Regions from separate parts of the Homo sapiens genome. Here all the other regions are linked to region 1. Evidence: chromatin loops called from intact Hi-C (ENCODE). Cell type or tissue: dorsolateral prefrontal cortex. All regions are shown on one strand. Region 1 overlaps LOC124904963 (a long non-coding RNA gene). Region 2 overlaps CSTL1 (cystatin like 1). Region 3 overlaps LOC101929707 (a long non-coding RNA gene). Region 4 has its middle 12 kb from the start of THBD. Region 5 has its middle 87 kb from the start of LINC03125. Region 6 has its middle 98 kb from the start of LINC03125.

Region 1 (4,000 bases):
CATAAAGAGGAAAGAGGTCATGTCCTTTGCAGGGATGTGGATGGAGCTAGAAGCCATCATCCTCAGCAAACTAACACAAGAACAGAAAACCACACACTGCATGTTCTCACCCATAAGTGGGAGCTGCCTCTCTACCCTGAATGCAAGAGACCCTCATAGTTAGACAATATCATTGCCCCTATTCAGCCTGAAGAAGTTACAGAAGATGGATCTTTGTCCCTCTGCAACCCTTAGGATTAAGGGCTCTCTTATAAAAGGGAATGTTAGAGGCATGTGAACCAGAGCAACTTCATCTTAAACAGGAGCTGGGTAATATGAAGCTGAAACCTACAGGGCTGCATTCCCAGACGGTTAAGGAATTCTAAGTCACAGGATTAGACAGGAGGTCGGCACAAAATACAGATCATAAAGACCTTGCTTATTAAAAAAAAAAAAGAAAAAAGAAAAAAAATTAGCCAGCCAAAACCCACCAAAACCAAGATGGCGACGAGAGTGACCTCTGGCCATCCTCACTGCTACACTCCAACCAGCGCCATGACAGTTTACATATGCCATGGCAATGTCAGGAAGTTACCCTATATGGTCTAAAAAGGGGAGGCATAAATAATCCACCCCTTGTTTAGCAGATAATCAAGAAATAACCATAAAAATAGGCAACCAGTAGCTCTAGGGGTTGCTCTGTTTACGGAGTAGCCATTCCTTTATTCCTTTACATTTTTTTTTTTTTTTTGAGTCTCACTCTGTCACCCAGGCTGGAGTGCAGTGGCATGATCTAGGCTCACTGCAACCTCGCCTCCTGGGGTCAAACAATGCTCTGCCTCAGCCTCCCGAGTAGCTGGAATTACAGGCGACTGCCACCACGCCCAGCTAATTTTTTTTTCTTTTCTTTTTTTTTTTTTTTTTTGTACTTTTAGTAGAGACGGGGTTTTGTTTCCATGTTAGCCAGGCTGCTCTTAAACTCCTGACCTCGTGATCCACCCCCCTCAGCCTCCCAAAGTGCTGGGGTTACAGGCGTAAGCCACTGTGCCTGGCCTAGTTTCTTAATAACCTTGCTTTCACTTTGCAAAAAAATAAATAATAATAATAAATGGGAGCTGAACAATGAGAACACATGAACACAGGGAGGGGAACAACACACACTGGGGCCTGTCGTGGGGCAGGGGTAGAGACAGCATCAGGATAACTAGCTAATGAATGCAGTGCTAAATACCTAGGTGATGGGTTGATAGGTGCAGTAAACAACCATGGCACGTTTACCTACGTAACAAACCTGCACATCCTGCACATGTATCCCGGAACTTATAATAAAATTTAAAAAAATAAAATAGCTTGGGTTCATCGGTGGTTTCTACAAGGAACCAGAGTCCCACTGTCTTTGCGTGGATCACTTACTAACCTTGATACTCAGAGCTAGGGCAACAGCATCTTTAGAAACAAAAAACAAGGAAAATGGCTCAAAATGTGATTCACTTTTTTTTCCCAGGCCCTCTTTCCTCTCCAAGTGCTTGCATTTTGCCTCCATCTTTTCTCTTCCCCATTGTTGGATATTTTCACCGTGCTCATCTCAGCACTGATGGAGAGAGGAAGGAAGAAGGGCTGTCTGGCCATGCCCAGCCATCCCCACCGGGAGAGGATGCCCAAGGAGGAAGCTTCCAGGCAAGCTTTCTGGGAGCTGGAGGAGTTAGAAGATGAGGTTCTTCATCTTCATATGTTCCCTGCAGGCTCAAGGTACTGCTCGCTGCTTGCAGGAGGGACAGGGAAGCCTGAACACCACGATAACCCCAATTGGGGTTATCCGGCAGCTGCCCCACACCCTGGACATGCCGACAAGGAAAAGAAACACCGGGAATGTGTCTCCCCTTAGTCCTGCCTCTGACCTAACCTGCTGTTGGTCAGAGTTAGAGGCTGTGCACATAACCAGCTTCTCCATCAGGCCTGAGCTGGGGGTCGCTTGAGACTTTATCCAGCTCATTGCTCGCGCCTTGGCGGAGCCGGCCATTGTTAGCTCTGCCAGGGCCTCCGGCTGAGGCCGAGCCGGTAGGGAGCTTGTGCCTGTGCGGCCGAATGAACCCTGAAACGGCACCCTCTGCTGCCCTCTACTGTCAAATCGGCTTAATTGCAGACGGCCTAAGCGGCTGCTTCAAAAGGGAACTAGAAGAGGGTCCTACATTCAGACACGATTTTGCTTCCACCTGCTTTTATGAATTTTGCATCATTTTATTGGCATAGATAACCTAAATGAAAACATTTTACTTAAGCAAACCTCAATGACATTCCCTAGGACCCAGGGTTTGCCTTTGACCTAGGGCACAAACGTCTTCCTTCTCAGTGTCTGGCAGAGGGTCTAGCAGCAGCAGGCCTGGCTGATGGTGCGCTGTGAAGCTTTCGCTGATGTGCTTAGTAAGTGCCGGGGCACACATTCTCATTTAAAGCGCCTGCAAATCTGTGCAATAGAAAAACACATCCAGTAGCCAGAAAACGTGTGAGCCCTGATCTGAACTTAGGTCTCCTTCGAGGGCTTCCAGTTTTTTTGTGCAGAGTCGCTGGACTCATCTGGAACGCTACTTGATTAAAGTTTGGGAATTTCTGATCCTCCCAGAAAGCAGATCAACCACCAACTAAGGCTTCAGGCTCTATGGACCACAGGCACCACCGCTTCCTCCTTAACAGCTGGTGGGTGGCTAGGCAGACCCACTCCACCACACTTATGTGGGACCACCAGCCTGGCATTTGGTTGCTTGGCCCAAATATCAGGGCTTGTTCCATCCACAAAGACACACTGCAGCCCTGCTACATGCCAGGCACTTCTCTGGGAGCAGGGATGGGACAGCAGTCAGAGACGCGAACTCTACCCCCTAGGGTGCTGGCAGCTTTTTCGCCAGCTCTTCAGATGCTTCCGTATGGTGGAACCACATAGCGCTCAGACAGCTTGGCCGTCAGGTGGTTTATCTATAGCCCTAAAGAGAAAAACACACCCATTGTCCACAGAGCTCACTACAGACAGTCCAGGAAGTGCTCCCTGGCATGCCTGCTTTCTGGGCAGTTTGCACAGTTGATCCCGTTCCCCTCAGGTGGAGAAGCTTCAGGGTCTAGGGGAATGAGGCAGAGCAACAGTGGAAGGTCAGGGGACAGTGAAGTGGGGTCACTCCCAGGTGCTGAGCTCTGGCAGCCACTGGCACCAGAAGGACAGACAGTAAAATAAGTGATATTTCCCAAGCATACAGAGAGTTATTAATTAGAGTTAGCTATTTACCAGCTAAGTGCTGAAAGGGTCCATGGTAATTAAAAGAGCTAATCAGATTTTCAAAGGGCACCAACACCATGTAAACATAAGGGGATTCTACGTGCTGTTCTCGGCATGTCATTTGAAGCTGTTGGGGTGAGGGGTTGTGGCTGTTGACTCTTCTAGTAGAGAAAGCACCACCCTGTTGGCTGCTCACCCCTAGAGAAGGATGGAGGGACCTAGAATTAATGCCAGGGCCTCCCAACAGGTGCTGCACACACATTTGCACTGTTGTTTGTAAGTATATACAGCTCTTCTGGCTTCTGATTTTGTTTTAGCTTTAATTATCCAAAGTGCTACTAAGTTAATATCAATGTTTTTCTATTGCCTTTTTCTCTATCAGTGGTTACGAAACATGTGTCCATCACGTGTTGTTTGCCTTTAGATCCATTTCACAACCGCCCCCTGCAAACGCTGTTTTCCAGGCTCTCTTGCCTACTGGCTTCCATTTAGGTTCATCCAACGGGAAGTGATGTCAAGAGATGGAGGTGAGAGGAAGAGGGAAGTGAGAGCATTTCTCTCCTCACCCTGACCCTTCACCTCTGATTGGAGTCCCTGGTGGGAGCGGCCCCTCCTGGACCGGCTGGGTGTCAACTCCAGCTCTAGCCAGGTGACCCTTCCTTAGACCCGGTTGCCACTGCGAGACTCAACTCCAAGTTCTATCTTGGCTTCTCCAGATTTAATCTTAAGAGCAGCTGCAGCTAATTTCTGAGGTTT
Region 2 (4,000 bases), 750 kb before region 1:
CAGCACTGCTCCATCGCCGGAGAGCTCTGCTGTGCTGCCTCCCTGTACTCAGCCAGGGCCTGGGTGCCCACTCCTGTCTCAATGCTGGCTCAGGCCCACCATTCCTGTTTGCTAGTTATGAAAGCAAGGTGAGCGGGTGGGGTGGGAGAGTTCACTTTAAAAAATTCAAAGTAATGCCATAAAGTTTGGTAAAACATTATAAAAAGAATAGAGTGTCAATATGAAATTGTGTTTAAAGAGATAGAAATACACATTGGGTAGAGTGTGCACTGCTCAGGTGAGAGGTGTGCCAAAATCTCAGAAATCACCACAGAAGATGTTATCTATGTAACCAAACAGCACCTGTTCCCAAAAACCCATTGAAATAAAATAATAATAACAATAATAATAATAAGAGATGACTCTAAAGTTGGAAAGCAAAAAAAAGATAGAAATAGTACAATTAGACCATATAAATAAAAGATGTTCAAAAAGTAAGAACTTAGAGGTTGAACAAGATTTAAATCGATAAGTAAGTAACATTAGAAAAACAAATTAGGTAAAAAACAAACAATGTTTAAAAGTCTTGAGCAAAAAATAGCTAAAGGCTAAACATAAGCACATCCTATTACCAACTAACTCTTAGGCATATATCCAATAGAAACACATGTATGTGGCCAGGCACGGTGGCTCATGCCTGTAATCCCAGCACTTTGGGAGGCCGAGGCGGGTGGATCGCCTGAGGTCAGGTGTTTGAGACCAGCCTGGCCAACATGGTGAAACCCCATCTCTACTAAAAATACAAAAACATTTAGCTGGGCATGGTGGCAGGCACCTGTAATCCCAGCTACTTGGGAGGCTGAGGCAGGAGAATCACTTGAACCTGGGAGGCAGAGCCAAGATCGTGCCACTGCACTGCGGCCTGGGCAACAAGAGTGGAACTCTGTCTCACAAAAAAAAAAAAAAAAGAAAAAGAAAAGAAAAGAAGTACATGTAATGTGTCCAGCATTAGACAGGCACACTCACGCTTGTTAATAGCTATTGTTCTTAGAAGCTGAAAACGACCCAAAAGTACATTATCAGTACAATAGATAAATTGTGGTATATTTACACAAAGCAATTCTATACAATAAAGAAAGTGAACTATAACTACACACGACCACACGGATGTATTGAATTCAAGAAGCCAGAAACAAAAGAATATATATTGTATGACTCCATTTCTAAAAATGCAACCAACAAGCTGTGTTAAGTTAGGATGTTAGAATCTGGACAGAGGCTGCCTTTGGAGGCTCTTCATCTATAAAGTGGAGAAAAAGTTGCCATTTCGTAGGGTGGTCATGATGATCAAATAGGATAATGTGGGCAGCAGGCCAGTGCTGGTCACCCAGTCAGCCCTCAATTAGCTTAGATTTGCAGGACTGGGTGCTTTCTGGCCTTTTTGTTTTTGTGACGTTTGTGGGGAGGTTGTTTTTGTGGGGTTTTTTGCGCAGGAATTCCACCTCCTTTAACTCTCTTCCTCCATCCTCTCTTCTCCCTCAGGCCTTGCTGTCAAGTTTGAGGTTCTTGCTCTATGTTTATTCTTCCCCTTTAGCAATACTCCCTCAAGTTGCCATTATGACCAGCTGGTGGCGCTGGTGCCTGGGAAGAGGCTGAATGGTCAAGTGGTACAATAGGCACACTGTCAGCCATTGTCTGTGGCTATTAGACCATTTCTGGTCTAACATGCACCTTCTCTAATCGACTGTCAGCCAGAGAAGAGGAGAAAACACAGGTCTTATTTAAGCAGCCATCAGAACATGGGAGGCTCAATGACTCAGTGTGCAGAAATGAGTTCGCACGGCCCGCCTGAACTGCTGTCCTTAGAAAGGCTGCTTGCAGGCTGGGCGCAGTGGCTCACGCTTGTCATCCCAGCACTTTGGGAGGCGGAGGCGGGTGGATCACCAGGTCAGGAGATCAAGACTATCCTGGCCAACATGGTGAAACCCTGTCTCTACTAAAAATACAAAAAAATTAGCTGGGCGTGGCAGTGCACGCCTGTAGTCCCAGCTACTAGGGAGGCTGAGGCAGAAGAATTGGTTGAACCTGGGAGGCGGAGACTGCAGTGAGCCAAGATCGTGCCACGGCACTCCAGCCTGGCGACAGAGCGAGACTTCGTCTCAAAAAAAAGAAAAAAAAAAAAGAAAGAAAGGCTGCTTGCAAGGCTGGCCTTGGATGGAGTTTGAGAACTTGGAGGGTCAACAGTTCCCTACACTGATAGAAAACTTTTCCTGCATGAGAAGAGGGCCTCAGTGTGTTTACATTCTCTGTACAGCAGTGAGGTTGACATTGAACCCCTGCTATCCTCTGGGAGTCTGGAATTTTGGCACGTGCCAGGCAGAGACTACCTTCATGACCAGTCCCCGGTAAAAACCCTGGCTGCTGGGTCTTAAGGAGCTTCCTTGTGACACATACTGCCACAGCTCACTTCTGGGGGAATTGAGCGTGCTCTGTGTGACGGCACCGAGAGAGAACTCTGGAAGCTCCTGGCTGGTTTTCTCCTGACCTAGCGCCATGCACCTTTTGCCTTTGCTGGTTTTGCCCTGTGTCCCATTGCTGTCATATCACAGCCATGAGAATGACTCTAGGCTAAGTCCTGTGAGTCCTCTAGTGAGTCACTCAATGTGAATTTGGTATTGGGAATCTCAGACACACTCACAAAAATGTGTGTGAGTCACAGTGTTGTGTGTGTGCTGGGAAGAAATAGGGCTCCCCACACTAGGGTCAGAGCTCAGGGACATGCTAAATTCAGAAAAGCCATAGAGATGTGGGGTGGCGTAGAAAGAATGATGAGGTTTCCCCAATGATTATGAACATTCTGTTCTAATTGCATCAGCTGGGTGGGTGCGGTAGCTCACGCCTATAATCCCAACACTTTGGGAGACTGAGGCAGGAGGATTACTTGAGCCCAGGAGTCCATGACCAGCCTAGGCAAGAAAGGGAGATATTGTCTCCACAAAAAAAGTGTTTTAAAAAATTAGCTGGACAAAGCGGTGTGCACCTGTAATCTCAGCTACTTGGGAGGCTAAGGTGAAAGAATCACTTGAGCCCGGGGAAGTCAAGGCTTCAGTGAGCTCCACTTTAGCGGAGGCTTCAGTGATTGCGCCACTTCTCTCCAGCCTGGGCAACAGAGCAAGACTGTGTCTCAAAAAAAAAAAAAAAAAAGAAAGAAAGAAAGGAAAAGAAAGAAAAGATTGCACCAACCCCTGAAGACCACTGAATGTGTGTGCGAGTGAGTGTGCATGTGCTTGACATGTAGGAGTGAGTGGGTGGGCGGGTGGATGAGTGTGTGAGGCTGTTAAAGTGAATGTGCATGTATGTGAGTGGTGAGAGTGTGAGGGTGTCGTGAGTATGAGCATTGTGTGTGTGGGTTGTGAAGGTAAGTATGTGCAAGTGTGTGTACGTGTACACTCTGTGTGTGCATGTGTGTGTGTGCATGTGTAATAAGACCCCAATGAGGGAGACATGATCCTTTACAGTTTAATAACAGCCAGTGCACAACTCAATCATATGAGCCCTCATCTGAGGTTTCTGCCCACATGCTCGGCCTCCAGACAGGAATTGTTCCAGAGCTGGAAATAGTTTATCCAGGGCATGGTGTATATCAAAGACTCGCAAATTAAACTCTGTAGAAGAAGAAAGAAAACAGACTTTGGGGGAAGTATTTTTCAAAGGCAAGCAACAGGCACCTGTTCCCCAGGTCTCTCCCTGTGGCTGCTCATGAACCCCATGGGCAGAGAGGGGAGCTGCCCACAGTCAAGGGTAGAAACAGAAAGGAGTGCCAGTCTGGAACAGGAATGTCACCCTGTCTTCCCCCTACCCAGCCACTTGGGACCCACAGCAGGTGAACCTGGAGTCTATGGCCTGGCCGGACCCTGTCATGTGGGCCAGGCAGGCCAGCAAGGAGCAATAGCATCGTTACCTCCTCCTGCACCTCCCCAGGCATGGGGGAGCCCCTTGTATCTGCCAGCTTTCAAGGGGT
Region 3 (4,000 bases), 330 kb before region 1:
TTCCTCCTCTGCAAATACAAGTTACTAAGATAATACAGAGGGCTTCACTATAACAGGTGTGGCTTTGGATGTATAAACAGTGCAATATACCAGAGTCTCTTGATTAGCTTGAAGTGCTGTGGGCTGAAATCAGGACCTTAGATCTCTGCCAGGGGTGGTAAATGTGCTCACTTTTCCTTCCAAACAATGGGTGGTGAGCCTGAAGGAAATGCCTCCAGAAAAGCTTACTGCTGTGCTACAACACCTTGTCTGTGTTTTAAAGGGCCACAATGGAGGCCCTCCCAGTCCACATTTGACTTCTCCCATGTATACTTTTCTTTTGAGATATGTTTATGACTTATTTGCGAGTTATTAGAAATAACACAACTGTTAGAAATAACACAGTTTCTTAAAAATATCTGTTTGTGTTAAGTTTCCAGAACTCTGTGACCGTGTTCAAGAGAAGACTGTCAGTAACGATAGCTACAAACCACACTCTATTTTCCGAGATCTTTTTGTTACGACAGACTTGCTGTCTAAAACCCTGCTTGGCCCATAGTGTTACTGGAAGGAGGTCCTGATCCAGATCCTAAGAGAGGGTTCTTGGATCTCACTCAAGAAAGAATTCAAGGCAAATCAATAGCGTAAAGTAAAAGCAAGTTTATTAGGAGAGTAAAGGAATAAAGAATGCCTACTCCATAAGCAGAACAGCCCTGAGGGCTTCTGGTTGGCTGTTTTTATGGTTATTTCTCAATTATATGCTAAACAAGGGGTGGATTATTCATGGGTTTCCTGGGAAAAGGTTGGGCAATCCCAGAACTGAGGATTCCTCCCCTTTTTAGACCATATGGGGTAACTTTCAGACATTGCATGGCATCTGTAAACTCTCATGGCGCTGGTGGGAGTGTCTTTTAGCATGCCAACGCATTATAATTAGCATGTAATGAGCAGTGAGGACAATCAAAGGTCATTTTCGTCACCATCTTGGTTTTGGTGGGATTTGGCTGGCTTCTTTACTGCATGCTGTTTTATCAGCAAAGCCTTTGTGACCTGTTTCACGTGTCAACCTCCTATCTCACCCCATGACCCCTTAACCTTCTGAGAATGCAGCCCAGTAGGTCTCAGCCTTATTTTACCCAGCCCCTATTCAAGATGGAGTCGCTCTGGTTCGAATACCTCTGACAACAGCCCATCTGTTCAATACGTAACTATTTAATTAAGTAAATTCCTGCATGTCTAATTAGCTCCTGTGAGTAGTTCATAGGCCTCGTTCCCTTTCGCAGAGCTGGGGTTCTAGGATTCCACGGAGTAGCAGAGACCTCTGCAGCCTTCTGGGGAAATGTGCTGTGTTTCCGCAGGTACTTCCCTCAGCCCCATACAGCATCAGGACATTCTCCAGGTGCTCCTGGGTAGGAGGGTGCCATGAGGGCTGTGGATTGAGTAGATGTGGGCTGTGGGACTGTGGGAACCTGTCTCTGAGCATCTGATTATCTGACTGCCACCGTGCAGGTGGGAAGGAGAAGCTTTAGAGTCTAGTGTTTTACCGCAGGTAAAGTCTAGTGTTTTTTACTGCAAGATATAGCAATCTTTTTTTTTAAAAAAATGTAATTCATTGAAATAAGCCTTCCTCAAAAATTCAACATGAAATGACAGGTGCTTTCTCATCTGTCACAGGCATCTCATGACTGGCCATGTTCAGGCCTTGGGCAACGTGTTTTTCTGCATATTTCGATAAGCCTTAATTTTGTGCTTTTTCTCTTGAATCTGACAACCAAGACACTAAGTTTTGTCAAAATAACCTGCGCTTATGAATTGCAGAATTCTAAAAAGATACAGGCGATTTGTCAAGAGCCCTTGAACAGCATAAAGCCCTTTTACCCGAGTCAGCATTGCCTCAGCCAAATCCCTGCATGGAACGACTGTCTGCAGCCAGCCCCTGGCACCGACTGTCACTGCCAACGAGTCTTTGCAGCGCAGGGCTATTTCCTCCACTCAGGCTGCCTCTGTTCACAGGAGAAAGCAGGTTCCAGGCTGCAGCTGCTGCATCCTGTCCCAGAAGGTCTTGCTGGGCATTTGCACTGACAGCCACTGAGTGGCACTCATGGCGTGGTGCCTGGCTCTTGAACTCCTTGCAGCTCTGGGGGTGCCTTTGGATGTTACTAGGGTAGATGGGGGAGCCAGCTTGCAGGTATCATGATCCTTCAGACCAAGGAGAGCCACCTTCCCAGAAAGACTCCCCTGCTCCCTGCAATGAGTGACATGGACCCACAGCGGGTCCTTTTCTCCTGTCTCCTGGAGAGACCCACTCTGGGGGTCATTCATGCTGTCGTCATGCAGTGGGGCTCATCCTGGCTCAGCTCTGTTCCCCATCCCCACCCTCTTCCCTTACCGTCCAATGAACACGAATGCTGGCCCACGTTCTGATTCTAGAAACCCAGCCCGGAACGCTGCCCTTATAAAGATGAGTCCAGAGCGAAGCCTCCTGCCAGCGTGTGTGTGTGTGTGTGTCTGTGTGTGTCGAGAACACAAGGCCAATGGTGTTCAAGGAACAAGTCACCACCCACTTCCCAAGTAGGGTTGTCAAACTACAGGATACTTGGTTAAATTTAAATTTCAGGTAAACAATCAATCATGTTCTAGGATAAATAAGTCCCAAATATTGTATGAGACGATAGTTTGGAGCTTACTTATTTTTAGTTTATTGCATAAGCTAAAAAACCACTACTTATATAAAATTCAAATTTAACTGGGCATTCTGTGTTTGTATTTGCTAAATCTGACAACTGTACCACTGTGTTTTTTGAGTCTGTGTCTATTTTGAATTGATGCAGAGCTTAAGAAAGCATTTGCAGCCACTCAGCTTCTCCTCATGAATAATAATTGTAGTAGTAGTAGTAGTAATAGCAATACCAGCAATAGTAATAGGAGTAGTGATAATTATAGCAACAGCAGCAGTAGTGACAGTAATAATTATAATAGCAACAGGTGCAGTAGTAATAGTAGTAGTAATAATAACAACAACAGTAGTAGTAATAGCAGTAGCAGGCATATTAATAGCAGCAGTGATAGTATTAAGTACAAATAATAATAGAAGCTAGCACATATTTAGTGCATCTTATATTTCAGGCAGTGTTCTGAGAGTGTTACACATATTAACTGATTTGATCCTCCAACTTCTCCCTTCCCCTGCAAGGTAGGGACTATTATGATCCACATTTTACAGATGACACAATAGAGGTCCTAAGAGGTGAAGTGATTTTTCCAAGGCAGCACAGCTGATAGACAGTGGAGTGGGCTTCAAACTCAGACAACCCAGGGTTCATGCAGTCTCTTAGAAGAGTCAGATTGCATGAGTTTTCCAGAAAAGTCAAATCATTTCCTGACCAAGGCCTAGGAATCTTTTTGGAGTGAGTAGGGATGGACAGGGAGTTGACCCCTTCTCTCTGCAGTGTCGCCGGTTTCTCATCCTGATCCTGCCCACATATAATGCAGGCATGTCCTCCTCTCTATTGTGTCTTGGGAAATTAACCTAAGCTTGTCATGAGCACCAGTACAGTCAGCTTCTTCTCTGGCTCCCTGTCTGGCCTACTCCCTGGGCTCTGGGTTTGTGGCAGGTACTACTCGTTTCCCCTCTGGTGCTGGAAGAGGCTCGTTCTGGCCAGGGAAGCACAGGGGTCTCTAGTATCCAGGTTTCTTCAACACTTATCAGTTAAGGAGGTTTGCATTCTTCCTCCAAGCACTCTGAAGAATATTCTCTGTTCCTGCTTTCTGCAAGTCTAAAAAGGTCACAGGTGGCCTGGCTAGCCCTCCCAGCCCTCTCAGCATCTGTGAAGGGTCTCTGCCTTGCTCTCCAGTTAGAACTAAAAGAGGGGAGCTGCAGCTGTGTTCCCTTCTGAGCGAAGGATGGAGGGGGGTTGTGTTCCCTTCAGAGCCTTCTGAGCACCTCCCCCCACCCCATGTCTCAGCACCTCTCTTCACTTTGCATTCCAGAGCACAGCTTCTTTTGATAGCTTGTTCAAAA
Region 4 (4,000 bases), 370 kb before region 1:
CTATTGGGGAGTAAGGTGGAAGCGTTTTTCTCTTTAACTGAAAGAACAGAACCACATTTTTCTCTCTCCTTGTAATATGAAGCTTGTGGTCATTTCAGTCCTTACTTTGCCTTCTACAACTTCCTAAATACTCACTGTATTTTGCTTTTCCTTTCTCTTCTCTTCCTTCTTAACGCCCTCTCTTTCACTCACCATAATTCCACAACAGTGACAAGAAACATCCACAATGGACAGAAACAAGACAAAGAGGGCTTTTCCCACCATTGTCTCTTGCATTTGAATACAATGCTTCTTAGTGGTTGGGTTTTTTTCTTCTCTATATATATCTTTTTTGAAGTAGAGGAAGTTTTCATAAGCAAGTCCTGCATCTTCTAAGTTTTTTTCTTTATTAATGTTTGTAGGGCAGGGTTTGGAAAACTATGGCCTGCAGGCCCACTCTGGCCCACTGCCTGTTTCTGTATGGTGCGTGAGCTAAAAATGGCTTTTTTGCATTTTTTTAATGGTCAGAAAAAAATCAAAAGAAGAAAAATATTTCATGGCATGTAAAATTATGAAAATTTCAAAGTCTGTAAACAAAGTTTTATTGGACCACAGCCACATCCATTCGTTTATATATGGTCTGCGGCTGGTCTCCTGTTACAGCAGCACAGACCAAGTGGCCTGCAAAACCTAAAGCACTTATTATCTCTGTTTCTTTGCAGAAAACAGTATGAGGTTGACATACTCATAGCCCAACAGTATGAGGTTGGGCTATGAATTCTTAATACTTTTAGCATCTTGGATTCCTTCAGTCTTCCTCCTTTCCATCCTATTGCATGACTTTCAGCTTCATGATAACAATGTCCTCTGCACCTCCTGTCTGTGCAAAAATTTTACAAATTACATTTATCTTGGCTTGAAGGTGGAGTTCCACTATCCCATCAGGATAAGGTTTGTGATACTTGTGCCCATGCAGGTAGAAACTGTAGATTCAGGATCCAAGGAAGAGTTGGTAGAGCCAGGACCCAAGGTGGAAAGCCCAGGAGGAAGAGATGAGGGTAGTGAGGATGTGAGCAGAGCCTGGGAGGCCACTTCATTCATGCCTCACATACAATGAGCCAGTTGTTTCTCAAACCTGTGCATCAGAATGCCCTGGAGAGCTTGCTAAAACCCACAGGGCTGGGCCCAATCCCCAGAGTTTCTGATTCAGGAAGTTTGAATTAGGGCCCAGGAATCTGCCTTTCTGACAAGTTGGTAAGTGATATATGTGTTCACAGAGAGAAGATAAAAGCTGATGCTGACAATCTTGGCCACTCCTTTTTCATACTCCTAAGAGGATCATTGAAACTGTGGTGGAAGGTAGGGGAAGGCAGGTAGAATCCTGTGCAGGCTGGTCTCATTGAGGCCGTTGGGTTGCCCAGCGGAGTGTGTGTGCAGCAAATTCCCCAATACCCTTTTCCCCAAGACCTTGTCAACAGGCAGATTCTGATGCAGGAGGTCGGGGTGGGGTCAGAGGTTGTGCATTTCTAACAAGCTACCAGGTGCAGTGATGCTGCTGGTCTGGGACCACACACTGAGGGGCAAGGCTGCAGGGGACTGCCTTGGTTTGCATACCCTTCTTCTTCCTCTGCCTGTATCACAGCAGGAACATCCTGTTTTTAATGCCAGCTGCCCTTCAGTCCACCAGAGGCAGCAGTGCTCCAACGTTCTGGGGCCATGTCCACATCTTTATCATTGCTTCTGAGCCCCGGGGACTGACTCATTTAAATGACATTTTCAACTCTGGAAAAATGTTGGGCCAGAAATGGAAACAGCAGCAAACACTTTCTGGGAAACAGGAAGCCAAATATTTGGTTCTTGACAACTATTTTCCCCCCAGATTCAGAGCCTACTTATTTCCCAAATAAATAAAACTTTTAGATAGCAAGATAAAATATGAAAATGATGTTCACGCTCAAGACCACAGGATGAGAGCACAAAGAGTGCACACTAGGAGAAAACAGAGGGCTATAAAGTGTCTCTGGCATATTTCAAGTTCTGAATTTACTTATTATCAGCTGTTTGTGTTTATTCTGCTTGCAGTAGAACCAGCTGGAGTTTTAAATTTGCACCGTGGGTGATGCTGCCAAAATTATCCCTTGCAGCTGTTGGCTCCACGCTTCTTCAGTGGCCAGCTGGTTGTCAGAAACATAAACGTAACTACCAGTCCCAAGGAGGAAGCAGTCTGCCCTATTGTCTATGGAGAACAGACAATGCGTCCCACTGCCCTTCTTTCCTGCAGGGCCCTTTAAGGGACCCAGAAAGCTCCCTCTTGCCGTATGTCCCAAAAGTCCTTTCCAAAGGAAAATAAACCCCAGAGAGCCATTTTTTGGCAGTGCCTTGCTGGGATCTGGCTTCGGAATTATTCCCAATCTGAAAAGTCTTCTCGATGATTTGGACGTGGACTGAATGTTTCCCCATCCTTCCTTCTACTTTTGAGCACCCATGGTGGGTGGACCAGCTATGGGTGGAGGTAAGCGAGGTCTGAGGCACCCCCAGTGGGAAGCCACTCCCTTCCTCTTCTCCCAGAGCTAGATGGAGCCTCAGTCACTGCCAGGCCTGTGGGTAGAAGAGGGATTTCTGAATGATGGGATCAAATATTGGCCGCCCCTACTTCAGAGTAAAGCCCTCTCCAGCACCCTGCTCTCTGTGACATCTTCATTCCTGGAAGGCTGTTCTGCCCAAGCTGAAGATGTTCTCAGACAGTTTACCCAGAGCTGTCAAGCCATCCTGCAGGCTTGTTCTCAGCCACCAGAAGTCTAGAGTAGCTAGTCTGCAGTTTTCAGTCCTGATGGAGCTAGATATTGATGAAAATAAGAAGTCTGCCTGCACCAGCTTCTGCAAATCACCAAAAGATCTCTGTGCAAATTTGTCCAATACTGACTTGGTCAGATAACCAGGGTTTCAATATTCATTGCTCTCATCACTAAGTTTTGGGGAGGTTTGCTACTGGCAGTAGATAACCGATTTTGTGGGGCTCCACCAGGCTTGCTGCTTTCACACAACAAAGGCAGAGTTCAGTGGTTATGACAGAGGCTGAAAGGCCTGCAGCTGAAATGTTTACTCTCTTGCCCTTGACAGACACGGCACGTCAACCTTGCTCTAGGGCATCCACAGAATTCCTCCAGATATCTGGGTCTTAGCAGGCACTTTTGTTTATCTGTCCTTCCACAACTCAAACCAAGAAGCCAAAGATTTAGCATCTCAGTAGTTCACTGGTAATAACATGGGGTGAGTTGGGATGGGTCTCTATGACACAGCCCGGCTGAACCCATGTGATAAAGTCTATCCTCTTGTGAAATGTGTTTTTGGGGAAGCAATCACTGAACTCAGGGGGTGCAAAGACCCCAGCCTTCTCAAGATGACAGGAGCGGCTCTTTCAGGCAGCAGATTTTTATTAAATTCTTGAAAATTAGTGAGCTACAAGGGAGTCAGAATAGCTTCTGTTTTGCAAGAGACTGCAAAAATGCGATGTGTATTACCAGCCACATTACTTTGAACTGACTAATTTTCAATTATCAAAAAATAATTTTACCTTTTTTTAATGAAGGAGTGGAGCCTTTAACTTATAAAATAAATGCATGTAGAAAATATAAGAAAGAGAAGAAAGTAAAAATCATGCTGCTTCAACTCAGAGATAATGATGTTACCAGCAGCAAATCCATATGGGTCTGCAGCAACCTCCATTCTTGCCTCCTCAGAAGAAAGAATTCAGCTGAGAGGCAGAAGGAGAGACTAGCAAGCTTTCGAGCGGGATTGAAAGTTTATTACAAAGCTTTAGAGCAGGGAAGAAGGAAGGAAAGTACACTTGGAAGAGGGCCAAGTGGCCAACTTGAAATACAAGTGCGTGGTTTGACTTTTTCACTTGGGGTTTTATGTGTTGGCATACTTCTGGGGTCTTGCATCCTTTCTCCCCTGATTCTTCCCTTGGGATGGGCTGTCCACATGCTCAGTGGCCTACCAGCACAGTTTGTTTACTGGA
Region 5 (4,000 bases), 540 kb before region 1:
AAGCTTAGGCCCACAGACAATACAATTTTGTCCTAAGTCTATTAAAGTTTGACCACAGGACTCCACACTCAATTCCCTGCTTGTCACAGTCTGTGCTCTGAATTTTACATACGGTTGCTTCTTATGTTGGGATTTTAATTATAATGTCTTTGCTAGAGAACTTGCAAGAAGAAAGATGAAAATAAGATGTTGTCTTGACAACAAGGACACTGGGGCCTGACAGTGTTTTCCATGGAATCTGTAAAATTCATTCTGTGCACTTTCCACACATAACCCTTGGTGGAGATGCTCCATGCATGGAGTGTCATGGGAGAGGTTATATAACCCGGTATTAGCACCATTCCTAGCCAAATATAGCCTTCCCCACTTATTTTATTTTTAACTCTTTGAACAATGACTTCATATTCATAAGGCAAATAATAAGATTTTCTGTAGGTGGCAAATCTGGAGAAAACATGTTTTTTCCTAGACCCGAGAGGGAAACACGCTGTCCCAACCCCAGGCATCCTGGAAATGCAGCCTAGCCACCTCCCTCACTTCTACCTCTGTCAGCTTCCTCCTGACAGTGGCATAAAAGTGCCAGAAACTTATTTTTGCATCAAAACAAAGCTCAGCTATGGCATATAAGGCCGATGTTCTTGGTCTGGCATGTCCTTGTGTCTCTCTGTACTCTGTAGTTGACATGGCCAGATGTGTTTTTCTGAAACAGTGTCTTTTGGAAGTTTACCTGGAATCCTGCTCTTTTGCCTAGGAGACACTCAGGAAGGGACTTCAGGCTTGCAGAAATGTTTGGCCCTAAAAGGACAGTTCCACCTTTCTCTCCTGGACTTATTGCAGGTCAATTAATTGACACTGTCACTGGAAGGCCATACCTCTTTCAATGGACTATGTATTACTCAATCGAGTCTAGGCTTACCTGCACTGCTAGGTAAAAAGTGTAGAAAGATTAAACTTGTTCATCAGTTTCTCACAATATTCTGTCAACTGAATGTATGCATGTAGTCGTTAAGGATTTAAAAAGGTATGCGGACTGAAAAAATATTACTATAAAGTACACTGTAGGGACAACTGATAAAATTTAAATGGATACTGTGGATTAGATAACAGTATTGCATCAATGTAAAATGTTCTGATTTTGGTAATAATACTATAGGTATGTGTATAAGAAATTGTCTGTATTTTTAGAAATCATACTGAAGTAATCATCAGTAAATTAGGGAATATTTCTCCAACTTAACTCTCAAATAGCCAAGGAAAAGTCTGTCTTTTTCTCTCTTGCTTTCATTGCAAATGGAGAAATAGGTAATTAATTGGTGAATCTGGGAAAATGGCAAAACAGAGATCCTTGTACTATTTTTTGCAATTTTTTTAAGCTTAAAATTATATTGAAGTAAAAAGTTAACCAAAACCAGATGTGTTTTGGAGAAAGCAACTATAAGGTGTGTGTATAACCAGGATGGCCTGCTCCAAGTGGAGCGTAAACGCAATCCTGCTGTTTATTTTTCAGCCACTAAAATTTTATTGTCCTTATGCGTCTTAATGCCTTAAAGGCAGGAAGGACAACATCCCTTCCTTGAGCCACCATAGGGCTTATAAACAGAAGAGGGTCAGTCTTCACACCTAAGTGGGGAAAAACCTGCACCTACTCCATTACTACCATTCCTTCTTCCTGCCACACGGTGTCGCTGTTGGAGACGGAGCGCACAGATTCAGCAGTGCTGTGCTGGCCCAGGGCCGGGCAAATGAAGCCTTGGGTTTGCATGGAAGCTAACATGGAAGCTGTGGGCTGTAGAATGGGGAGGGAGACTGACGCCCTTGTGGGAAATAGTGGCAAGGCTTCAAGTTGTTGGAATAGCTTTGACCTTGATGGAGGGGTAGGTTTATTTAGGAAGAGAGGAATAGGGAGCAGCACACAGAGGTCCCTGCTGTGTACAGAGCAGTAGGTTGAAAATGAACCCAGTGTGTGATGGTCAGGAGCAGAGTTCTTACAGACAGGACAAGGGGCTGCTTCTTAGAGTCTTTGGTAGTTTGGGTTCCTGGAGCTGTTTTCTTGTTTGTAAGCTGTGCCCTGGCAGGTACTTGATAATATGCAAGGAATGAAAGATTTTGCAGCAGCTAGGTGTTTACCATAGCATATGGCAGAACTGGCTGCAATCTTTCACCACTCTCTATATCTTGACCTTTGCAATATGACTTGGCAGCTCCACTGACTTACTCCCCACTAGAACCTGAGCTGACCTCATGACTTGTTTCAGCCAGTGGAATGAGGTAGAAGGGGTTCTGGGTCAATTCTGAGACTGCACCTCAATATGCCTTGAGTGCTTTTGCCTCGTTTCTTGGAACCATGTCCAGCTTCCATGTAAACAAGCCCCTCCTAGCCTGCTGGAGGGTGAGAGGCCACAAAAGCAGAGATGAGCTGTCTGAGCTGAGGCCATCCTCAACCAGCCAGCCCTCAGCTGGCCCAACAGCTGCTGCCTATGCATGAGTCAGCCAAGCTCGGATTGAAAAATGCCCAAATTGTGAGAGGGATGCATGGTTTTGGTGCTTAACCTTGAACAAAATGCCAAATAACAGACCTCACCCCCCTCTACAGAGAAAGATGTCCACTTCCTAATCCCCAGAATCTGTGAATATGTCACCTTCCATAGGAAAAGGGCCTTTGTGAATGTGATGAAGTTAAGGGTCTTGAAATGGGGAGAGAGCATCCCAGACTATCCAGGTTGGCCCAATGCAATCACAAAGGCCTTGTTAGAGGGACATGTGGAGGTCAGACAGAAGACAAGTTATGGCAACAGACAGAGACTGGAATGATGCAGCCCACGAATGCCAGAGGCCTCTAGCAGCTGATAAGGCAAAGATCAGATTCTCCCTGCAGCCCCTAGAAGAAGCCAGCCCTGCAGATGCTTCAATTTTAGCCCAGGAAGACTCACTTTGGACTTCTGGCTCACAGAACTGTAAGAGAATAAATGTGTAGCTTTTTTTTTTTTTTTTTTGAGATGGAGTTTCTCTCTTGTCGCCCAGGCTGGAGTGCAATGGTGCAATCTCTGCTCACTGCAACCTCCGCCTCCTGGGTTCAGGTTTGACTGATTCTCCTGCCTCGGCCTCCCAAGTAGCTGGGATTACAGGTGTATGCCACCACGCCCAGATAATTTTTTGTATTTTTAGTAGAGATGGGGTTTTACCATGTTGACCAGGCTGGTCTCGAACTCCTGACTTCAGGTGATCCAACTGCCTCGGCCTCCCAAAGTGCTGGGATTACAGGCATGAGCCACCGCACCTGGCCAAATGTGTGGCATTTTAAGTCATTAAATTTGTGGTAGTTTGTTACAGGGGCAATAGGAAATGTGGTGGCTTGTTAGGCAGTAAAAACTGACTGATAGCCTTGTGGAAGCCTTAAGACAAGAAAGAGAAAAGGGTGGTGCTAACACAGATGAGAAGGGTATGTGCTTAGAGGCACCAATAAGTAATGCTTTAGCAGATATTTTGAGGAAAATGTTTTTCAGGATACCTGCTTTAAAAAAATATATAAGAGACATTCATTTACTGGTGAATCTCTTGGTTAACAAGCATCTATGTATTATGTGCTGGATGGAGGAAGAAGACTCAAAGACAAATGAAACTTTTTCCATGCCCTTATGAAACTCATGATTGCCCCACTCAGAGCTTGTCCTTTATGAAGTTGGGCCGGATGCAGGGGCTTGTCCTTAAAGGAGCCTCACAGCACTTCCTGATGAGCCTGGCCTCCCCTCCTCACCCCTCACCTCTCCTCGCACACTCTGGCTCCCTTTACGCCAGCCTCTCTGTTCCTCGATCCTTGGTGCATTTTTCTCTCCTTTTTTGTCTCTGTCCCTCTATCCTTGGTGCATTTTTCTCTCCTTTTTTATGTGATGAACAGTAGAGGCCCAAGTTTTCCATCCGCACCTTCCCCCAAGCTGAGCCTTAGTCTCTCGCCCTTGGCTTGGCACACGCATGACAACTCCTTGCAAAAGGACTCCTTTAT
Region 6 (4,000 bases), 550 kb before region 1:
CCACCATTGAAGCATCAATATTCTTTTTGGGGTTTTGAACTTAAAATATGACCAGTGTTATGGCTCCAGAAAACATCTCGAGAGCTTGAGCCCTCCGGGGCTTTTACGTGGACAGGCTGCATTAGAAATATTGGTGCTAGGATAATACATCCGCTTTTGTTTCCAGGATCAAAAATTACTGGAAACCAGAACCACATTCTAAGTGTCTGAGCCGGAACAGGAACTGATACCCCTATTAAACGGGTCACTGGGCACCACTGCTGTGAGAAGTGCTGGCCATCTGTGAAAATCTCGGTGGCTTCAGCAGCTAAGAAAAGAAAACCTTTAGGGATAAAAACTATAGAGAGCACATTTTTCTCATGAGCATTAGGGAAAATTAGAAGATACTGTGGCTGAATTAAAGTTGTGCCTGGGCCCTGGAGGTGTGGCCAACTGTGCTAAGCGTTGCTGATGAACATTCAGCTACTGTCAGCCCCGGAGTGCAGCTGCGGCATCAGCACATCCCGCTGAAAAACACAGGGCTGGGTGGACCAAAGGCCACTTCCGTGGTCCTTTGCCAAAAGGTGGAGCCCGAAAATTCCAGACCAAATGTAATGTCTTGACCTGGGAACTAATTTTGCAAACAGCAGCCAAAGTTTCCTAAAAGTGGAGGTTTTGGAAAGAAAGGCAGAGAGCGAGGGTCGGGGTGGGGGAGAGCCAAAGAAAGCAACCTGTTTAGTGTATGAGCAGTGAATAATGAGTTAAAGGATGGGGTCATTTCTGTAATCTTGATGAAGGGTCGGTCCTTGCCTCAAGTAACCACGGGGGTGGGGTTGCCCTTCCAACTCCACTCACACTGGTTGCTCAGTCACTGGGTGAGTCCCGCCCTTTCCTTCAGCTGCTCTGGATAACGGGTTGATAATTTTGTTCTACAGAGAGACTCAGCATGCTCCTCTAGCATCCCATCGTCTCTTCTGTGCATAAGCAGTGGAGACGCTAGGCACACACTTTCCTTCCCTTTGAAACCTTTCAGATATTTATATCCAATTTATGCAAATATTTACATCCCCCAATTCATAGTGAGAAGTGACCCAGAAAACAGGAGACATAAGAGCATGGTGGTTAGGGACATGGGCCAAACATTTGCAAGGGATCCGGGCAAGTGCCCTAGCCTCACTAGGCCTCTGCCTCCTAATCTGTAGAAAGGGACTATAGCTGAGGATGGGCACACCGCTGGAGCGATCACCCATGCAAAGCTGATGGAGCTGGGCTGTTTTTATAGTAATTATCATAGACTTTCCTCTTGATACAACTGTTGTACAAATTCCATTAGCCTTAATTTTTCAAATTTAAGAGCGATTAGGATTCAAGTAGTAATACTAGGATTCCTTCAAGACAAGGCAGTTCATGGCTGAACAAGGCAGTCCATGGCTGAACAGTGTGATAGTAAGCTGTTGTAGTCTGCTTATTTTATTTACAACCAGAGTAGTGGGTCAGGATGAAAGAGGGGATGTGGGGAGGGGACACTCAAAAGCGCAGGGCAGGAGAGAGATAGCCCCAGGGAACCGGGACTTGGCCAAGTCTCCCCAGGACCCAAGGCTGACCGCTGAGAGCCCAGGGGGCAAGAAGGGATGCTCACTGCCTCACACGAGCGGTGACCAGAGGCTGATGTTTAGACAATAACTTGGTAGTCCACCTCCTTCTCTCCCTCCCTCTGTGCCAGCCGCTGAGCTCGACACCAAGGTGCATGTGTACTCCCAGCATCTGAGTTCCCATCAGCGCGAAGTGGCTTATCTGAGAGGCAATGCCAGGAAGCAGCCAGAAGAGAATGGGGAAGTGAGCCTGGGGAGCAGAGGCAGAGAATCAAGGTGTGTGCTCCAGCAGGGGCCGCTGTGGACAACTTCAGCTCAGTCCTGGGAGGAACCCTGGAGAACCAGTGTGAGTGCACACACAGACACACATACACAGACACACACACAGAGACACACACGCAGATACACACACAAAGAGACACAGACACAAATAGACACACAGATACAGGCACACACACAGACACAGACACACATGCAGATACACAGAGAGACACAGACACAAATAGACACACAGATACTGACACACACACAGACACAGACACATACACAGAGACACACAGAGACACAGACACACATACACAGACACACAGACACAGATACACACACACAGACACACAGATACACACACAGAGACACACACACACACACACACCAGCACTGTTCCTCCTGGGGCAAGGGAGCTCAGGTCTGCACACACACTGGCAGAGTCTCTGGGTGAGGGGTGCTCCCGGCCTGTTGCTTGTGTGCACCTGCGTGTACATGCAGACCTGCTCTTCTGGGGAAAGCTTCCAGGCACGGAGAAGCAGGCTCTGCTGTGGAGGTGGGCAGGAGCCATCAGGACGGGCAGGAGGAATAAGGCAGGTGCCTCATCAAGGCCTCACTCTAACGGGCAAGAGGGAGAGGTGAACGCCAGAGGGTGAGTGGAGAGGTCCTAAAGAGACTGATGGTGAGTAGGGCCAGGAGCTTTCCTGAGGGAGGTGGCCAGGTGGGGACCCGGGGATGGAGAGGAGTCCGTGAGGGGTGGGGCAGCGCCCGGGGTAGGGGAACTGCAAATGCCTTGAGAGAGGATGAGGACATTTTCATCTTTCCTGAGCTTTTAAGGAGAGGCGTCACTGTCCCATCCATATTTTAAGATCCCTCTGGTCCCCAAGTGGAGCCTGAGATGGGAGGGGTCATGCAGGGTCTGGGCGGAATCGTGGTCTGGACTGGGACCACGGCTGAGGGGAGCGGCATGGGGTGGACTTGGGATGTATTTAGGAGTGACCTTGGCAGCTGCCTTGGCTGTGGGAGGTGACAGCGAGGAAGGCGCGGAGGGCAACCTCGAGTCCGCCCTAGCGACTGGCAGAAGGCACACACTGCCCTGAGACCCCCGACTCTGTCCTCCTCCGTCCTGGGCCTGCTCCTCCCATCACAGACACCCTCCCTGAACCCTCTCCCGCTCTCGGGCCCTCCAGGTGGCCCAGGGCGCCGGCGCCACTCTGTCTCCTTAAGGTGTCAGTTCTGTGCACAGGGTGACCCGGGCTCTGGGCGCCAGTCCTGATGGGGCCACACGTTTCTTGCTTCATCCCCAGCAAGCCCATGAGCTTGTCTTATTTTCGAAAGCAGTAAACAGTGACTCAGTGTCCAAGTAGTCAATGCCAAGCTCAGCAAAATAAAGTCTCAGTAAGATCAGAATTCCAACTTCCTGGAAATGCATCTCGGAGAAAGACCATCGCCGTGGCTCCGTCGTTCCTTCTAGCCCTCAAGACAGAGCCTGCTGCCCTGAGTTTATGCTTGCTGCTCACACAGATCTGCCTGGTTCTGCGGTGACAGAGCCCTCTGCTGTGGGTTCTCTGCCCCGCCTGCAGCTCTGCTGTGGGCCAGCTGTGATTCGTTTTGTGAGCAAAAGTTCCCTGAAAAACAAAATTGGGAGGAAAGAGACTTCATCCCAGTGAACAGTTTGCAAACTGGGGAGACACAGCCTTTGGTGTAAAAGAAAGTTATCTTCCCGGGGCTAAAGAGAGGGTTTGGGTTTTGTAGCAAAGGTCCCACACAAGATCCCAATCGGGTCGGTTGATGCACATAAAGGAGTCAAACTTGCTTAGTTCTGATTGGTCAATGCAGCTGAGTTCTGATTGGATACAGGTGAGCCGTGATTGGTCAGCCAAACTTTGATTGCAAAGGTAGGTGAGCTCTGATTGGTTGGTTCAGGTAAGCTCTGAGAGTCCCAAAGCTAAAAAGGTGCTGGTTTTCAGAGTGCTTGTGTGAGTTACCTGTGTGACCTCTAATCAGCAAATAGCCACTCAGCTATATTTTAAATATAGGGCCAGTTACCCACATGGGACTCATCTTAAAGGATTGGCTCTTCCAGTTTTGCATTTTTTTTTTATTATACTTTAAGTTTTAGGGTACATGTGCACATTGTGCAGGTTAGTTACATATGTATACAT

Evidence for each region. A loop is a pair of places that touch in the nucleus more often than their neighbours do. Peaks named below come from ENCODE experiments on the same cell type or tissue, not always from the same donor. Only the 100,000 strongest peaks of a DNase experiment are listed, where the experiment ranks them.
Region 2: a loop joins it to region 1, with 5 times the contacts of the local background. A loop is called at or near these places in 11 of 110 quality-filtered maps.
Region 3: a loop joins it to region 1, with 3.0 times the contacts of the local background. A loop is called at or near these places in 4 of 110 quality-filtered maps.
Region 4: a loop joins it to region 1, with 3 times the contacts of the local background. A loop is called at or near these places in 26 of 110 quality-filtered maps.
Region 5: it touches region 1 in a loop (9-fold over the local background); 74 of 110 quality-filtered maps call a loop at or near these places.
Region 6: it touches region 1 in a loop (6-fold over the local background); 74 of 110 quality-filtered maps call a loop at or near these places.

The regions. Positions count from the first base shown.
Region 1 is chr20:22,689,907-22,693,906 of GRCh38, reverse strand. It overlaps LOC124904963 (a long non-coding RNA gene), which reads right to left. Exons shown (of 2, transcript XR_007067729.1): 2 at 2,197-2,443. Among named protein-coding and RNA genes, the nearest start is that of LINC01747, 6.6 kb to the right of the region's middle. RefSeq lists a silencer at 2,003-2,102. In dorsolateral prefrontal cortex, CTCF peaks have their summits at 1,896 and 2,097 (motif pointing left); a DNase peak (open chromatin) is centred at 2,056; H3K4me3 peaks cover 464 bases; H3K27ac peaks cover 561 bases; H3K27me3 peaks cover 464 bases.
Region 2 is chr20:23,444,415-23,448,414 of GRCh38, reverse strand. It overlaps CSTL1 (cystatin like 1), which reads right to left. Exons shown (of 4, transcript NM_138283.1): 4 at 3,485-3,644. The coding sequence ends at 3,537. Among named protein-coding and RNA genes, the nearest start is that of CST11, 6.5 kb to the left of the region's middle. RefSeq lists silencers at 1,523-1,622, 1,643-1,702. In dorsolateral prefrontal cortex, a CTCF peak has its summit at 1,612 (motif pointing right); DNase peaks (open chromatin) are centred at 1,614 and 1,834; H3K27ac peaks cover 358 bases.
Region 3 is chr20:23,017,591-23,021,590 of GRCh38, reverse strand. All of the region lies in intron 1 of LOC101929707 (a long non-coding RNA gene), which reads left to right. Among named protein-coding and RNA genes, the nearest start is that of SSTR4, 16 kb to the left of the region's middle. In dorsolateral prefrontal cortex, no CTCF peak of the experiment used is centred here; DNase peaks (open chromatin) are centred at 1,990 and 2,420; H3K4me3 peaks cover 495 bases; H3K27ac peaks cover 518 bases.
Region 4 is chr20:23,059,975-23,063,974 of GRCh38, reverse strand. No RefSeq gene overlaps it. Among named protein-coding and RNA genes, the nearest start is that of THBD, 12 kb to the right of the region's middle. RefSeq lists a silencer at 1,449-1,743. In dorsolateral prefrontal cortex, a CTCF peak has its summit at 1,678; a DNase peak (open chromatin) is centred at 2,132; H3K27ac peaks cover 1,202 bases.
Region 5 is chr20:23,233,292-23,237,291 of GRCh38, reverse strand. No RefSeq gene overlaps it. Among named protein-coding and RNA genes, the nearest start is that of LINC03125, 87 kb to the right of the region's middle. RefSeq lists a silencer at 1,566-1,860. In dorsolateral prefrontal cortex, a CTCF peak has its summit at 1,672 (motif pointing right); a DNase peak (open chromatin) is centred at 1,711; H3K27ac peaks cover 46 bases.
Region 6 is chr20:23,243,692-23,247,691 of GRCh38, reverse strand. No RefSeq gene overlaps it. Among named protein-coding and RNA genes, the nearest start is that of LINC03125, 98 kb to the right of the region's middle. RefSeq lists a silencer at 1,686-1,980. In dorsolateral prefrontal cortex, a CTCF peak has its summit at 1,857 (motif pointing right); DNase peaks (open chromatin) are centred at 481 and 1,831.